Regions from separate parts of the Homo sapiens genome. Here all the other regions are linked to region 2. Evidence: chromatin loops called from intact Hi-C (ENCODE). Cell type or tissue: heart left ventricle. All regions are shown on one strand. Each heading gives the region's core, and the rest is flanking DNA. Links, peaks and the distances in the headings are about the cores only.

Region 1 (5,437 bases), core at 438-5,437, 410 kb after region 2:
GGTAGCAGAATTCCTTTTGGCCCCAGGCAGGCCCACAGATACCATCTGGGAACCAGGGCCTGGAGTTGGAAACCTTAGTAATCTACCTGGTGCTCTATTCTACTGTGGCTGAGCTGGCACCCAAGCCACAGACAAAGCTCTTCCAACTCTTCCCTCCCTTTTCCACAAGCAAAGGAGTCTCTCTCCATGGTCACCACCACCCGAGGCCCATGGTGAGTACCACCTGGCTACTACCAGTGTTCACTCAAGGCCCAAGTGTTCTTCAGTCAGCTTGTGTTGAGTGCTGGCAGTCCTGGGACTCTTCCTTCAGGGCAGTGGGATCCCCTCTGGCCCAGAAAAGGTCCATAAATGCTGTCCAAGAGCCAAGGCCTGGAATCAGGGACCTCAAAAGCCCGCTTGGTCCTCTACTCCACTGTGGCCAAGCTGGTACTTACAGTGCAAGGCAAAGTCCCCTTTATTCTTCCCTCTCCTTTTTTTTTTTTTTTTTTTTTCAAGCAAGAGTCTCTGTCTGTAGGCACCACAGCTGGGAATATGCAGGGTCACACCTGAAGCCAGCACATCTCTGAGTTGCACCCAAGGCCTATGGTGAGTACTGCCTGGCTATCACTGCTCACTACTCAGGGCCCAAAAGCTCTTTAGTCAGCAGGTGATGAATCCTGCCTGGACTGGGTCCTTCCTTTTAAGGCAGTGGGTTCCCTTCTGGCTCAGGGTGTGTCTAGAAATGTTGTCCAGGAGGTAGGGCCTGAAGTGGGGGCCTCAAGACTCTGCCTGTTGCCCTGTGCACTATGGTTGAGCTGGTATCCAAGCTGCCAGACAAAGGCCTCTCTACTTTCCTCTCCTCTCCTCAAAAGGAAGTAGTCTGTCCTGGAGCTGCAAGCTGTGCTGTGTGGAACTGGGTGAGGTGGCTGAAGTACTCCTTTGGCCAGCCTGGTTGGTTTCTCACTAAGTCATGTGTCTTCCAAGTCCACTGATTCCACGCCCAGCCCAACTTGTTGTCCAGAAATTGCAGTCCTTGTGGCCTAGACTGCCTTTCAAGCTTATTTAGGACCCAGAGCACTTCGGCCTGTGGTGGCAAGTCTTGCCAAAATTCAGGTGTTGACCACTGAGACAGGCAATTCCCCTCTGGCTGGGGCTGGTCTAAATGCTCCCTCCATGGGCACTGAGTTCTGTCTGGTGTTGCTTTCTGCTGTGACAGGGCAGCACTGAGTTTTAATGCAAAGTCCCACAGTCACTGCACTCTTCATCCCCCAAGTGCACATTCTCTTGCCACACCATGTGGCCGCTGCCAAGGGATGGGGGAGTGGTGGCATCAGCAATTCAAGACTGTTTTTCCTACCCTCTTCAGTGCCTCTTTCAGTGGTAAGTTAAAACTAGGTACTGTGATCTCTCATCTGATTTTTGGTTCTTATGAAAGTGCTTTTTTATACGGATTGTTGTTCAATTTGGTGTTTTTGTGGGGAGAATGATTGGTGGAGGTTTCTATTTGGTCATCTTGTTCGGCCTCTACTGCAAAATGTTAATATTTTTAATGTCATTATTTACAATATTAAGGTAAAAGAAAAACTTGCAGTCTTTAAAATCTAACAACATAGGTTTTGTGAATGACACAGTTCTCTATAAAAGTATTGTAGCTTTGGAGTTATCCCCATACTCCTGGTTATTACACAACTGTGTAACCCATGGCTTTTCTGAACTTTAATCTCCAGCCTCCTTACACAGGTGCATAAGATGGCTCCAGTACTTCATAAACTAAAGCAAGGGCGAATTAAGATATGGCCTGATGCTCTCTAGGGAGATGTTCTAAGGAGGGATAAAGAAGACTGGGCATGGCGAACTGTAGCCCACCCAGAGTGCTGAATCTGTGACAGTGAAATAAACCTACACTTCAGAAAGTGCTCTGAGAACCTAACATAACTCATCCCTCTATCCTTTGTAAGTAGCAACCTGGAAGGCAGCATCAGGCAGAGTTTTTTAATTAGACAGCTATGTATTTTGTCAGAAAATTTACTAAGCAGTTGGCTAAAAGAATGATTATCTCGAGCTGCACTAACTCTGATTAGTATCCATTAAACATCTATGGTTTTGGAGAAACCTCAAAGATAGCCAGCTATGTGCCAAAGAACAGACCAATGGCTATCAATACCACAAAGTTAGCACAAATATAAACCGCATAGTTTGTAGGAAAAGTTTATTTAATGGGGAGACTAAGACGATGCAAGATGGTTACTAGAAAAACATCTTTCAGTCTGGATAAATACACAACAAAGGATCATAGCTGAAATACCAGTGACCATCACAATAGGAAAGGTGGTCAGCTTGTGGAATTTTCCTTTTGGTAACCTTAAGAAGTCATTTTAGCAGTACTAACCATACAGTATATGTCAGGCACTGTAATAAACTCTTTACAAGTGGTACTTCATTTAGTCTTCACGACACTGAGGTATACTATTAAATGTCCCCATTTTACAAGTAAAAAAATTGAGGTTAGAGAGGCCACAGAAGGTACCTGAGGTTTGGGAAGTGTAGAACCAGGATTTAAATCTGGAACTCCTAGGCAAAAAAAAGTGTTTTAACAATCACAATATACAGCTTTACATTAGTAAAATTTTGAATTTGTTTTTGTTCATTGTTCACTATGCATGTTTTAAAATGTGAGGGTTATAGCTTATCTGTTAGGACAAACTCTCTAACTTCTAATTGATGGCTAGCCAAACATATCTTCAAAAAATAACTATTATAATTATACCTTAGTTTTCAACAACCAAAACAACATATCCAAAAAAAACTAAATTCCTTAACAGATCATTTATTAGTAAATCTTCAATAACTAGCACTAATCTTTGCCCAAATGAGGTAAGGCCTCCATTTCTGATTGGAATAATTAATTCCTTGGCCCACAAGAAATCTTAGGCTATTAAAGGTAAAAATCATGTTTGTCTTGAGTTTCTTAATAGTAATGGGCTTTTTATGTAGTAGATACTCAAAAGTCAACTGAGTCAACTAGGTAAAGCTGAGCAGGATAAGGCTTTATTCCCAATTTGCTTTCATAGCTCTGAATATAAGAAAATGACTCCAAAATAAACATTCTGTGGTTCTATTAAGCTGTTTTCAACTTTACATTATAAAAATGCTTAAAAGTTGAGAGATTATACAAAATGAATACCTGAATTCAAAGATATATCTAAAATGCAAAGCAAGGGTATTTAAATATTTGAATGTCAGGTAACTTTTGAGGGAAGAGGAATTGGCATTTTCTAGCTTCTATATATTTAAGCCAATTTATTAGATAATTACAGGTCTTGCAAATAGCTAGTAGAGTTAATTTGGCAAAGGTGAAAGGGAATCTGCTGTCTTTATCAATCTTGGAAAAGTCTGTACTATATTCCCTCTGGTAGAACATAATTAGGGATGCAAGTAATCCTGTTTGGTGACTATGGGGTGATATTGCCATCTAGTGGCCATTTTTCGCTGCAAGTGATCCCCTTTTCCGACTTATGCGGCAATGAAGAGACAATAATCAGGTGCATACACTTAAGCACTCATCTTTACATCTCACTGAATTATAAAGTCCTTGAGGAAGGGACCATGGCTATGTATTTTCTTTCCTGCATTAGGTATTTGTTAACCTTGAGGTGAGAACATGTTCCGGACCCACTTATATAATAAGCATATGAGAAAGAACATTTCATTCCTCATTCTACTCCACCTTCCCCAACCCCTAACTCTTCTGCTACTCAGGCCTGCTTACAAGCTGCCAACTGTAAAAATTGTGGTAGACTATCTCAAGTAAGTTTCCATTCTCATGACCACATTACCAATGTAAGTGGCACAAAACAGATTATTAATCAATTAATTAAGCAAATTGTGCATCACTGGCTTATCTTTACTTCCAAAGGCTTATCTTTACTTCTAAAGAAAAATAAGACAGTGAAGTCCTCCAGTTGCCAAATAAAATGCAACCAAATTGTCAGCAGAATTTCAGAATCATTATGATTCTAATAGCCATGTTTTATTGAATGCTTAAGAATGTGCTAAACATTGTTCTAATTGCTTTATGTGCATTGTAGCATATCATCCTCAACAAACAGAAAACAACAAAAATGTTATTTAGATTTTTAAAAATATGCAAATGTCTCTAATAAAGTTACGTAACTGTAGTTACCCAAATTACTTTGAAAAAAATGGACTGCTTTGGCAGGTAATTATTCTTTGCAAGACACATACTGAATGACCAAATTTATAGATGAAAGAGGGTTTATTTATTAATATATGATAGCCTTGGCTCAAAAAAGACAAATGAGGGCTCAAAAAGGAATTACAGTAACTTTAAAAAATATATTAAACATATCCAAGATCCTAAATATATTATTCTCCCCAAAAGCTGGCTGCTTCCAAACTTGATTTGATATTTTGCATGTTTTCCCTACGTTGCTTGGTAAATATATTTGCTTCTCCTTTCTGCAATCGACGTCTGACAGCTGATTTTTGCTGTTTTGTCAACTGACGTTTCACCTTCTGTTTCACCAGTTCCTGGAAAGATTTCATAAATTAGTATTACTGATAATGAACCATTTCAAAAAGTACACTGCTAATATCTGTTCTATTTATATATTGACACCATGAATTTTAAGATTCCAAACACTGACAGTACTATATAGAAACTGTTATATAGGAGAAATTAAATTCCAAACAGAAATACAGATTATATAGCAAAAAATATAGTGTATAGGCAGAATTTTTAAAAAATTACCATAGTGCCACCTAGTGTCCATCATGAAAACTGATGGAAAAAACAAGATGAAACTGCTTGTTCCTCTGCTTTTTAGGTTAAAAGTAGGCTTTTAGAGTAGATTTTGTATAGAAAATTATTTTTGAAAGCATTCAGTATTGCTGAATATATCCAAGAATGCCTTCACAGTTTCAGCTGTAGAATTGACCTGATGGTAGCAATCACCCATGGAAAAGTCTTCATATGTCTTTTGATCATAAATTCAAGTTACTTATCAGTTAAGATACACTGTGCAAGTCACATGACTTACAAGATGAATAAGAAATGTGAAATACTCAGTTCACAATGACCTTTTCTTTCTCTGAAGCACTACAGTCTGTTATTTAATAACTGTATATAACCTTGTATCATTCAACTTTTCTCCTAAAAAAGAAGATAGCTGCAAAACTCTGCAAAGCCAGGAACAAGGGTCTTCTTTTTTTTTTTGAGACAGGGTCTTGCTGTGTTGCCCAGGTTGGAGTGCAGTGGCAGGAACACAGTTCACGGTGGCTGCAACCTCCTGGGCTTGAGTGATCTTTCTGCCTCAGTCTCCTGAGTAGCTGGGAATACAGGTGTATACCACTACACCTGGCTAACTTTTAAATTTTTTGTAGACAGGGGTCTTGCTATGTTGCCCAGGCTGGCCTGAAACTCTTGGGCTCAAGCGAT
Region 2 (6,813 bases), core at 21-5,020:
CACTTTGCCTGCATTGTCTTATATAGGCCTCTTACCAACCCTTCAGATGTGGATACTGTCATTGTTCTCATTTTACACATGTGGAAACTCAGTTTCACGAGTTTCAGTAACCTGCCTAAGGTGAGAAGTAAAACCAAGTTGAAAAAAATGGCAGCTGAAGAGTTTTAGCATGCTTTGACTTATTTACTATTTAGCAATCCTTAGGTATTCAAGAGAATCATGTTCACACCATATAATGTAGCGGAGTGTCTTGTTGGTCTACCATTACTCAGTCTTATTAACCAAATATTTCTAAACTTATTGAGAGTACTTGTGTCTTTCCTCAGGAATCTAAGGCCGCTGCTCCAGCTCCTGTGTCGGAGGCTGTGTGTCGGACCTCCATGTGTAGTATACAGTCAGCACCCCCTGAGCCGGCTACCTTGGTGAGTGACTCCCTGGGCATTTGAGCAGTGGCTTGAGAAAGTTTTCTGCCTCCTCCTGTCACTCTCTGCTGTGTATTACCATCATTTTATCTTATCCTGACAAATTAAAAATAAAATCTGATATCATTATAGTATCTGTTGTTTCTTTGGGCTTCAGGGGTGTCGTAGAAATTCAGACTAAGATTTAAATTTTTAATTAAATTACTCCCAACTGTATTTTTCTCTACTCTTCTGAAATTCTAGTTCCTCAGCTATTGTGGATAATCCTGCCTTTTCACTTCTCTGCATCTTTTAAGCCTATATGGATTTCCACCGAAAGCCCAAAGTTACTTTTTTACTGACTTTCCTGGTAGAATAACATGCAGTAAAATCATTATGATTCCTCCCCACTCTTCCCACTGCAGGAGGTGAAACTGACTCAATTTCTTTCTCTTTCCTTCTTCTTTTCGTGCTTCTCTCTCACTTTCTAATTTTCACATGAAGTATGATATTTAAGAAGGTGAATCTTTGTTTCCTTTTGATTTTAGTGTTTTTTTTCCATTAGTTAATGATTGAATTTGACTCAGGGAATAACATCTGATGGAATTATATTTCAATTGTATTTCATTACTACAGAATTAGCACATCTTCCCTCTGAACACCTACCTTTCATCATCTGCTGTGCCATTGCTCTAGATGTTTTGCAATGTCTTCTCATTAAATTTTCACAAGGACACTATGAAGTCTGTCCTGATCATCTTCCTGTAATAGATAAGGGAAATGAGGCTTTGAGTTGACCTTGATCCACTTGATATTTCAGAGCCTCAGTTGAGATGAAAGATATGGCCCCTGCTCTCAGCTGTCTTCAAGACTAGTGTGGATATGAGCCCTCCCCAGTTTTTTGGGGTTTCAGGGTACTCTTCAGGTACTTTTTACAGCATGTGTGCTAGGCCACAGTGGTAAAGAACCGGAGAGGAGGAGGGACTCTAGGAGGACTCTGGTGAAGAAAGCAGGCAAAGAGGCTGTGATTGGAGTCAAAACAACAATAGCCAGCATTCCCCAGTAGAACTCTTGTAACCAAAACCTGCACCTGCACCACCTGCCTCATCTGCCAAGTGTGACTGCCCGGGCTTTAGAGGGCTCAATTCCTTTTCAACTTTACCCTGACTGTAGAGCTGAGCATTGGATTGTTAGAAAGCAGACAAACCAGAACAAAACAAAAAGCTCTTGTTTTCCCTTTCCCCGTCCTCCTTTCCAGGGCCTTAACCCCACCAACTCTGGCCATGGTTGCCCAGGTTACTGTCACTGAGGCAGTTGGCATTTCTGGGATTGTGACACCCTCGAACGCCAGAAAGAATAGCTGTAGAGTGTAATAAAGGTCAGAGGACTCAAGAAAGGCATGAAGATTAGAGAGTAAAGGAAGACAGACCAGAGGAAGGAGATGAATGCGTTCCCTAGGTGGTTCTTGTGTGTATAAAAGAAAATTTATTAAGGAAACCCAGAGACCTGAGTTGTAGTTGTGAATTTGATAATATCAAATACTACAGAAATAGAAGTTTTAGTCCTTACTCCTGTTTCCAGATTCCTTTGTTCTTAAGTCTGCTTCTTCTCCTAGGTTTTCTTTAACTGTTTCAGTAATTTCTTAAGCAAGAGGTTGGCAAAGGGCACAGGTTTGGGGAAGCAGTGGTTTCCAAAGATTCTGTAGCATAGAGTATGAGAAAACAGAATTGTAGTGTGAGCAGGTGTCTTAAATCATGTAGCAACTCACATTGCTTGCATAAGACTTGGGTACCAGTGCAACTCTTGATATCCTTGATTAGAGTGTTGCAACTCTTAATACTTAATACTTAATTTAGGTATAATCCCAAACAGGTTAGAAACCTCAGGGATAACCTCAGGGATTTTTTTTTTTTTTTTTTTTTTTTTTTTTTTTGGTAGCTCTTGGGAATAAAACCCATGCAGTATTCAGCCACTAGGTGGTGCTAAATCACTTTTCTTTGGTGATCTTTCCTTTTGCAGTGCAGTTTATCAGAAAAACAGCTTTTCTTACTTGAAATCATGGCTAAAATATAAAACAGAAATACAGTTTTACTCTAAAATTTTAATAGGTGCTCATTGTGAGGTCAGAGATTTTAATAATAAGATTAAACTCTGAGATTGTTTGACCCAAGGCCTTTTACATTTTTGTTTGACCAAGACCAACAGTGGGAAATTCATTGATATTGCAACCCCATCCCCATACACTGGAAGCAACAGTTTAAAGAATAGTATTTATCCCTTCTATGTATGATGCATTTTATACACACACACACACACACACACACACACACTCTTACATTTTTTTTTTTTTGAGGCAGAGTCTCGTTCTGTCATCCAGGTTGGACTGCAATGGCATGATCTCGGCTCACTGCAACCTCAACCTCCTGAGGTCAAGCAATCCTCCCACCTCAGCCTCTTGAGGAGATGGGACTACAGGCATGCACCATCATGCCTGGCTAATTTTTAAAAACTTTTTGTAAAGATGGGATCTCACTGTGTTGCCCCGGCTGGTCTCAAACTCCTGAGCTCAAACAATCTTCCTGCCTTGGCCTCCCAAAATGCTGTGATGGATTACAGGTGTGAGCCACTGTGCCTGGTCCTGTTCTCTTCATTAAAAAAGAAAAGTCCTGGCCATGAACCATTAAGTTGATTCTTATGACCTACTAATGTACAGACGATTCCCTTTATTTTCCCTTGACACCATTCGTCCTCTGTGTTCACCAGTGTGATTTTAAATACCAGCATGGCCAGAGTTCATTACATTTGGGGGAGTACATTTCATTTTGAACAATCGGACCACAGGTAGACAGTTCTCACTGTGCCATTCAGGTTAGTTGGTCACAGGCAGAGTCATCAGAACCAGCCCTGAAACTCCTTTGGTCAGTAGAAGCCCTGTGGAGAAAACAGGCTTCCGAGCCTCCTCTTCTGAGACAAGCCAGGCTGTCCCACAGGAAATGGAGAGGAATGGCCTCTTGTGGGCTCTCTGAAAATCTTTCCTGTGCCGTCTATGGAATGATCTCCATAAAGACCACGTCTTTCTTTTTTCCTGGTATGCAACTTATCTGTGATACACCTCAGTCCATTGTCTTTCTTATTTCTAAACCAACTCTGGGTCAGGTCTCGTAAGTTTCACATTATCAACATATAATTTGCACACAATGTTTAATATAAGAAATTTGCTCGAATGTTAAACGTTTTGTTTTTTAAACATAGATTCTAATTCAGTTGATAACTCGAGTTATTAAAAGATAGCGTGTGCCTTTTATCTGAAATAATGATATGCCTTTCTGAATTGATAGCATATGTTTTAAAGGGAGTGATTAACCACCTACTTAATATATCCACTAATGCACTTTCAGAAGGGCACAGTGCCAGATGATGCTGTAGAAGCCTTGGCTGATAGCCTGGGGAAAAAGGAAGCAGATCCAGAAGATGGAAAACCTGTGATGGATAAAGTCAAGGTAATGGCAACTGAGATGCTTCTGGAAAATAAATATCATTGATCACCTTCTCCCCCTGCAAATAAGTTAGTCATTTGTTTTGTTTTTTATATTTCCTGTAAAACATGACCAGCTGGCTTTTTCTATTATTGTGCATATCCTGTTTAATAAGCTAAACCTGAATAAGCTGCAGTGTTGAACCCCCACAGTGGATGGTCGACATGCACAGACCGGAGGCCTCTGAGTCTCATCTTTGCCCACCTGCATTGACATTGCTGGGACTTGGGAAGGAAGGGGCAGCTGCCTGCTGCTCCTCACAGCTGTCTTGCATCCCAGCAGGCTTTCTGCTGGTGCCTGAGTCTGCCAGATGAAGTTGCTGTAGGAGCACTAAGCATACGGTCATATGTACTTCCTAACCTAATGATAGATTTGTTTACCTCAAATCTAGTCACTCAGGCATGAATTTTATGGAGAGAAAAAAACATGCTAACAATGAAAATGGTATAATTTTTCTCAGGAGAAGGCCAAAGAAGAAGACCGTGAAAAGCTTGGTGAAAAAGAAGAAACAATTCCTCCTGATTATAGATTAGAAGAGGTCAAGGTAAACAGGCTGGAGTCTTTTTCTATTTTATTTTAATTCATACTGAATTCATACACAGAACAAAGGTACTTGGGAACAGAACTGGAATATAAAGATCTTGTTTCTTCATATTTCAAACACCAAATAGTATTAGTCTACTACTAATAGTGTTAGAACACCAGATACAAAGCTAAAATATTCCTAAGTAGACTTGATCCTCAAGTGAAAGAAATCTAATGTCTAAGCTACCTAATGTTTTCCTTTCTAACCCACAGCTTGTTACAATACCAGAAATATTAAAAAACCTTGTGTAGATAGGAGAACTAAAATGAGGAATAGGCCGGGCATGGTGGCTCATGCCTATAATCCCAGAAGTTTAGAAGGCCAAGGCAGGAGCATCTCTTGAGCCCAGGAGTTCAAGACTAGCCTGGGCAACATAATGAGACCCTGTCTCTACAAAAAAATCAAAAAAATTAGGCATGGTGGCATGTGCCTGTAGTCCCAGGTACTTGCGAGGCTGAAGTGGGAGGATCACTTGAGCCCAGGAGGTAGAGGCTGCAGTGAGCCATGATCGTACCACTGCACTCCAGCCAGGGTGACAGAGCGAGACCCTAACTCAAAAAGAAGTAAAAAATGAAAAAAAATAAAATAAGGAACAATTACTTTATATAAGAAAAATTTGCAACTTTCAGATATAAGTTGGAAAAATAAGAGAACCTATTTAACATTGAGTATAGTGTTAAGTTGCCCCATTTCTTCTATTTTGAAAGTACAGATTGTACACAACAAGGGGGAAGACCCCATTATGAGTCCTGTGGTTTAAGTGCAGTCACTTAAATGAGGCGGATTCGTGGACAGTTGAACAATGTCAGTCATCTTTGTAGCAGGCCAGGATTTGAAAGAGTATTCAACTAAACTTCATTAACAATTCTAGAAAATCAAATTCATGCTTCTCACTCATCCATGTGCACTAGCCCATTTATTTAGCAGACACGGGAACTAGACTGAACTATCCGTGATTGAAAGTTTATTATTCTGGAAACCTTTATATTTGCTTCCTGAGTTTTACAATTCAGTTGCAGCCATAGCGTTTCTATTAATTTGGGCTCATTTGTACATTGCTTTGCAAAGTTCCTAGAGAGCATGCTAAGGGCCACATGTTCTGTCTCCACTGAGTGCCCATTCAGTAGAGGCTGGTCAAGTGCAGGTAAACTCTCTTCATGATAGGTGATTGGTTGGTGATTTGCTCTCTCCCTTTACTGAATTTAGTAGTAGTGTTTAAGGAAGCAGTTGATTCACAGTCCCTGATCACTTTATTCTGTAGTCATTTCATCCTCCTCTGACTTACCTCACACGTTATTAGTTACCTATTAATAACATTTTCAGGCACTAGCTTCATCTCATTTAAATCCTATGTTGGTATTCACCAGCTATGTTCCCATCAGGTCTCCTCAGTGAGATTTGGCTCCCCGAGGGCAGGCCACAACCTCCCCTTCCAGACGCAGAATGACGCAGTGATGGAAAATCGATTTCAGTTTGAGTAGGGAGCAAAAGTGCTCCCAGAGTCCCAGGCATCACTTAGGAAATTTTCTGCCTTTACAGCTAAGAGATGGTGGAGAACAAGCCCAGGTTCAGCTTTCCCCTGTACCTGAAGAATGGTCAGAAGGCAAAAGTCAGTCATGAGGGAAACAGGTGATCCAAGTTGAATATCCCTCATCTGACATGCCTGGGGACCAGAACTGTTTCAGATTTCAGACTTTTCTGGATTTTGGAATATTTGCCTCGTATCTGTTGAGCAGCCCTAGTCTGAAAATCCAAAATGCCCCCGTGAGCATTTCCTTTGAGTTGTCAGGTCAGCACTCAAAAAGTTTCAAATTTTGGAGCATTTAAATTGTTTTCAGATTTTCAGATTAGGGATACTCAACTTGTACCTCTAAACCATTGCACTTCACATTTTCAATGAAACAAAAACCAACCTTAACCAGTTTCTCAGGTGAAATATTCATATATATGTATATCTTTGTATTTACTTATTTTTGTGTAGGTGGATAAATGGGATTTACTATTAGTATATAGATCTCCTTTTACTAAAGAGCCCCGCATGCTTTCTTCATTTTGTCGTGTTACTCAAATGTGGCACTTGGAGTCATAAACAGCTTGACCTAATCTGAACCATAAGTTGCAGAGCGTTTCACTGACAGGTTAAACTCCCTGAGGGCAAGGCCTTTGTGCGATTTTCTGTTGTATTGCCAATGCTTACTTAGGTCAGGGCTTGGCATGTAGTCCTTGCATATGAGTTAGATGTGTGGCTTACAAGGTTAACCAGCATTTTCCAGACAACCTCTACAAAGCC
Region 3 (5,437 bases), core at 438-5,437, 400 kb after region 2:
TGCTACAAATGATCCAATTATAGTTGTTTAGTTATTTTTAAATGTATAATAAATTATTATTGACTGTCGTCAACCTGTTGTGCTATCAAACACTAGGTCTAAATCATTCTAAGTATTCTTTGGTACCCATTAACCATCCCCATTTTTCTCCCAACCCTACCTCTCAGCCTCTAGTAACCATTGTTCTTCTCTTACCTCCTTGAGTTCAATTGTTTTAATTTTTAGCTCCTACAAATGGGTGAGAACATGTGAAGTTTGTCTTTCTGTACCTGGCTTATTTCACTCAACATAATGACCCCCACTTCCATCCATGTTTTTGCAAATGACAGGATCTCATTCTTTTTTATGGCTGAATAGCACTCCATTGTGTATATGTACCACATTTTCTTTATCCCTTCATCTGTTGATGGACACTTAGGTTGCTTCAAAATCTTAGCTATTATGAACAGTGCTGCAACAAACATGGGAGTGCGAATATCTTTTCAATATACGAATTTATTTCTTTTGGGTATATCCTTAGCAGTGGGATTGCTGGATAATATGGTAACTCTATTTTTAGATTTTGAGGAACCTCCAAACTGTTCTCCAATAGTGGTTGTATTAGTTTACATTCCCACCAACATTGTATGAGGGTTCCATTTTCTCCATATCCTTGCCAGCATTTTTTTTTTTTTAATTTGAGACAGGGTCTCACTCTATCACTCTATCACCCAGGTTGGAGAGGCTGGAGTGCAGTGACATGATCACAGCTCACTGCAGCCTGGAACTCCCAGGTTCAGGTGACCCTCCCACCTCAGTCTCCCCAGTAGCTAGGACCACAGGCATGCACCACCATGCCTGGCTAATTTTTTTTTTTTTTTTTTGTAGACAAGGTTTTGCCATGTTGCCTAGGCTGGTCTTGAATGCCTGGGCTTGAGAAATCTTTCTGCCTCGGCTTCTCAAAGTGCTGGGATTATAGGCATGAGCCACTGTGCCCAGCCCAGTGTTTGTTCTTGCCTGTCTTTTGGATAAAGGCCATTTTAACTGGAGTGAGAAGATATCTCATTGTAGTTTTGATTTACATTTCTCTGATAATCCATGATGTTGAGCACCTTTTCATACAACTGTTTGTCATTTGTATGTCTTCTTTTGAGTAATGTCTATTCAGATCTTTTGCCCATTTTTAAATCAGATTACTAAATTTTTTTTCCTATTGAGTTATTGGAGCACCTTATTTATTCTGGTTATTAATCCCTTGTCAGTTGGATAGTTTTCAAATATTTTCTACAATTCTGTGGGTTGTCTCTTCGTTTTGTTGATCGTTTCCTTTGCTGTGCAGAGGCTTTTAAATTTGATGTGATCTCATCTGTCTATTTTTACTTTGGTTGCCTGTGCTTCTGGGGTATTACTCAAGAAATCTTTGCCTATTTCAATGACCTAAAGAGTTTTCCCAATGTTTTCTTGTAGTAATTTCATAGTTTGAGGTCCTCGACTTAAGTCTTTAATTCATTTTGATTTGATTTTTGTACATGGTAAGAGGCAGGGGTCTAGTTTTTTTCTTCTGCATATGGAGATCCAGTTTTCCCAGCGTTATTGAAGACACTGTTCTTTCCCCAATGTATACTCTTTGCACCTTTGTTGAAAATGAGTTCACTATAGATGTACAGATTTGTTTCTGGGTTCTCTAGTCTGTTCCATTGGTGTATATGTCTGTTTTTATGCCAGTACCATGCTGTTTTGGTTACTGTAGCTCTACTAGTTGGTGGGTCTGTCATATATGGTTTTTATTATGTTGAGGTATGTTCCTTCTGTATGCAGTTTTTTGAGAGTTTTTTTTTTAATCATGAAGGGATATTGAATTTTATCCACTTAATTTTTTCAGCAATATGAAGTCAGATAATGTGATTACTCTAGTTTTGTTCTTTTTGCTCAGGATAGCTTTGGCTATTCTGGGCATTTTTGTTTCTATATACATTTTAGAATTGTTTTTTCTATTTCTGTGAACAATGTCATTGGTATTTTGATAAGGATTACATTGAATCCCTAGCTTGCTTTGGGTAGTATGGACATTTTAACAATATTGATTTTTCTAGTCCATGAACATGGGCTCTCTTTCCAGTTGTTTGGTGTCCTCTTCAATTTCTTTCATCAATATTTTATAGTTTTCATTATAGAGTTCTTTCACTTCTTTGGCTAAGTTAATTCCTAGGTATTTTAACTTATTTATAGCTATTGTAAATGAGATTACTTCCTTGATTTATTTTTCAGATTGTTTGATGTTGGCATATAGAAATGCTACTACATTTTGTATGTTGACTTTGTATCCTGCGACTACTGAATTTTTAAAATCAGTTCTAAGAGTTTGTTTTTTGGTGGAGTCTTTAGGTTTTTCCAAATATAAGATCTTATTGTCTGTAAACAAGGATAATTTGACTTTTTCCTTTCAAATTTGGATGCCATTTATTTCCTTCTTTTTTCTGATTGCTCAAGCTAGGACTTCCAGAACCATGTTGAATAACAGTGGTGAAAGTGGACATCTTTGTTGTCTTCCGAATCTTAGAGGAAAGTCTTTCAGTTTTTCCTCATTCAGGATGATACTAGTTGTGGGTCTGTCATATATGGCTTTCATTATGTTGAGGTATGTTCCTTCTGTATCCAGTTTTTTGAGAGTTTTTTTTTTATCATGAAGGGATATTGAATTTCATCCACTTTATTTTTTCAGCATCAATTGAAATGATCACATGGTTTTTGTCCTTCATTCTGTTGATATGATGTATCACGATTGGTTTGTGTATGTTTAAACATCATTGCATCCGTGGGGTAAATCCCACTTGGTCATTATAAATTATCTTTTTAACGTGTTGTTGAATTTGATTTGTTAGTATTTCCTTGAGGATTTTTGTATCAATGTTCATCAGGGCTATTGGCCTCTAGTTTTCTTTTTTTGATGTGTTTTTTTCTGGTTTTGGTATCAGGGTAATGCTGGCCTTGCAGAATGAGTTTGGAAGTATTTCCTTCTACATTTTTCAGAATAATTTGTGTAGGATTTGTGTTAGTACTTCTTTAAATGTTTGGTAACATTCAGCAGTGAAGCCATGGGTTCCTCAGCTTTTCTTTGCTGGGAGACTTTTTATTATGGCTTCAATCATGTTACTTGTTATTGGTTAATTCAGGATTTGGATTTCTTCATAGTTCAATCCTGGGAGGTTGTGTCTAGGAATGTGTCCATTTCTCCTAGATTTTTCAATTTATTTGCATACTGTTGTTCATAGTGGTCTCTAATGATCCTTTGACTTTCTGTGGTGTCAATTGTAATGTCTCCCTTTTCATTTCTGATTTTACTTACTTTGCTCTTCTCTCTTTTTTCTTAAAATTCAGACTAAAGCTGTGTCACTTTTATCTTTTCAAAAAATCAACTTTTTGTTCCATTGATCTTTTGTATCGTTTTCTTCATTTCAATTTCATTTATTTCTGCTCTGATCTTTATTATTTCTTTTCTTCTACTAATTTGGGTTTGCATTGCTTTTGCTTTTCTAGTTCTTTAAGATGCATTGTTAGGTTGTTTAAAGTTTTTTCTACTTTTTCATATAGGTGCCTATAGCTATAAAATTTTCTCTTAGTACTTCTTTTGCTGTATTGCATAGGTTTTGGTATGTTGTGTTTCTGTTATCATTTGTTTTAAGACATTTTAATATTTCCTTCTTAACTTCTTCATTGACCCACTGGTTATTCAGGAACATATTGTTTAATTTCTATGTGTTTGTATAGTTTTCAAAATTCCTCGTTATTGATTTCTGATTTTATTCCATTATGATCAGAGAAGATACATGATATAATTTCATTTTTTGAATGTTTTAAAGACTTGTTTGGTGGCCTAACACATGATTTATCCTTGAGAATGACTCATGTGCTGAGGAAAATAATGTGTATTCATTCCGCAGCTGTTGGATGAAATTGGTCTATAGTGCAAAGTAAGTCTGATACTTCTTTGTTGATTTTCTATCTGGAAAATCTGTCCAATGCTGAAAGTGGAGTGTTGAAGTCTACAGATAGTATTGTATTGGGTTCTATCTATCTTCAGCTCTAATAACATTTGCTTTATATATCTGGGTACTTCAGTGTTGGGTGTATATACACTTAAAATTGTTACATCCTCTTGCTGAATTGACTCTTTTATCATATTGTGACCCGTGACTGCCTTTTATAGTTTTTATATTAAAATCTATTTCGTCTGAAATATAGCTACTCTTGCTCTTTTTTGGTTTCCATTTGCATGGGATATCTTTTTCCATCCCTATATTTTCAGTCTATCTGTATCTTTGTAGATGAAGTGTGTTTCTGGTAGGCAACAGATCATTTGTTTTTTTTTTTTTTTTTTAAATCCACTCAACCATTCTATGTCTTTTGATTGGAGAGTGAAATCCATTTACATTCAATGTTATTATTGATAACTAAGGACTTAACCTGCCATTTTGTTATTTGTTTTCTGGTTGTTTTGTGGTCCTCTCCTCTTTTCTTCCTTTTCATCTTCCTTTCAGTGAAGGTGATTTTCTCTGGCAGTATGTATCAATTTCTTGCTTTTTATTTTTTGTGTATCTGTTGTACCTTTTTTTATTTGATGTTACCATGAGGCTTGCAAATAATATCTTATAACCCATTATTTTAAACCAATGACAACACTAACTGCATAAACCAACAAACAAGCAAAAAAGACAAACTGATAAAAACTCTACACTTTAACTTTGTCCCCCTACTTTTAAACTTTTTATTCTTTCTATTTATATCTTATTGTACTGTGTATGTCTTGAAAACTGGTTGTAGTTATTATTTTTTATTGGTTCAGCTCTTATTCTTTCTCTGCAAGATATGGGCAGCACAATTACTGTGTTATAATATTTTGTTTGCCTGTGTACTTACTATTACCAGTAAGTTTTGTACCTTCAGATTTCTTATTGCTCATTAATGCTCTTTTCTCTCAGATAGAACTCCTGTTAGCATTTCTTGTAGAACAGGTCTGATGTTTATGAAATCCCTCAGCTTTTGTTTGTCTGGGAAAGTCTTTATTTGTCCTTCATATTTGAATGATATTTTTGCTGGATATAGTATTCTAGGATAAAAGTTTTTTTTTTTTCTTCAGCGCTTTAAATATGTTATGCCACTCTCTCCTGGCCTGTAAGGTATCCACAGAGAAGTCTGCTGCCAGATGTATTAGGGCTGCATTTTAAATTATTTGTTTCTCTTGCTGCTTTTAGGATTCTCTTTATCCTTGACCTTTGAGAGTCTGATTATTAAATGTCGTGAGGTAATCTTATTTGGGTTAAATCTGCTTGGTGTTCTATAATTTTCTTGTACTTGAATATTGACATCTTTCTTTAGGTATGGAAAGTTCTCTGTTATTATCCCTTTGAATAAACTTTCTACCCCATCTCCCTCTCTATTTCCTCTTTAAGGCCAATAA

What was found. Hi-C counts contacts between places; a loop is a spot of excess contacts. Peaks named below come from ENCODE experiments on the same cell type or tissue, not always from the same donor. Only the 100,000 strongest peaks of a DNase experiment are listed, where the experiment ranks them.
Region 1: it touches region 2 in a loop (23-fold over the local background); 81 of 110 quality-filtered maps call a loop at or near these places.
Region 3: it touches region 2 in a loop (4-fold over the local background); 80 of 110 quality-filtered maps call a loop at or near these places.

What each region holds. Positions count from the first base shown.
Region 1 is chr5:97,158,696-97,164,132 of GRCh38, forward strand. RIOK2 (RIO kinase 2) reads right to left here. Exons shown (of 10, transcript NM_018343.3): 10 at 2,172-4,530. The coding sequence ends at 4,366. Among named protein-coding and RNA genes, the nearest start is that of LIX1, 19 kb to the left of the region's middle. In heart left ventricle, for the core only: CTCF peaks have their summits at 3,467 (motif pointing left), 3,669 and 4,772 (motif pointing left); no DNase peak of the experiment used is centred there.
Region 2 is chr5:96,750,261-96,757,073 of GRCh38, forward strand. It overlaps CAST (calpastatin), which reads left to right. Exons shown (of 32, transcript NM_001750.7): 20 at 327-422; 21 at 3,800-3,901; 22 at 4,398-4,481. Among named protein-coding and RNA genes, the nearest start is that of ERAP1, 54 kb to the right of the region's middle. In heart left ventricle, for the core only: a CTCF peak has its summit at 2,378 (motif pointing right); no DNase peak of the experiment used is centred there; H3K27ac peaks cover 800 bases.
Region 3 is chr5:97,152,309-97,157,745 of GRCh38, forward strand. No RefSeq gene overlaps it. Among named protein-coding and RNA genes, the nearest start is that of LIX1, 12 kb to the left of the region's middle. In heart left ventricle, for the core only: no CTCF peak of the experiment used is centred there; no DNase peak of the experiment used is centred there.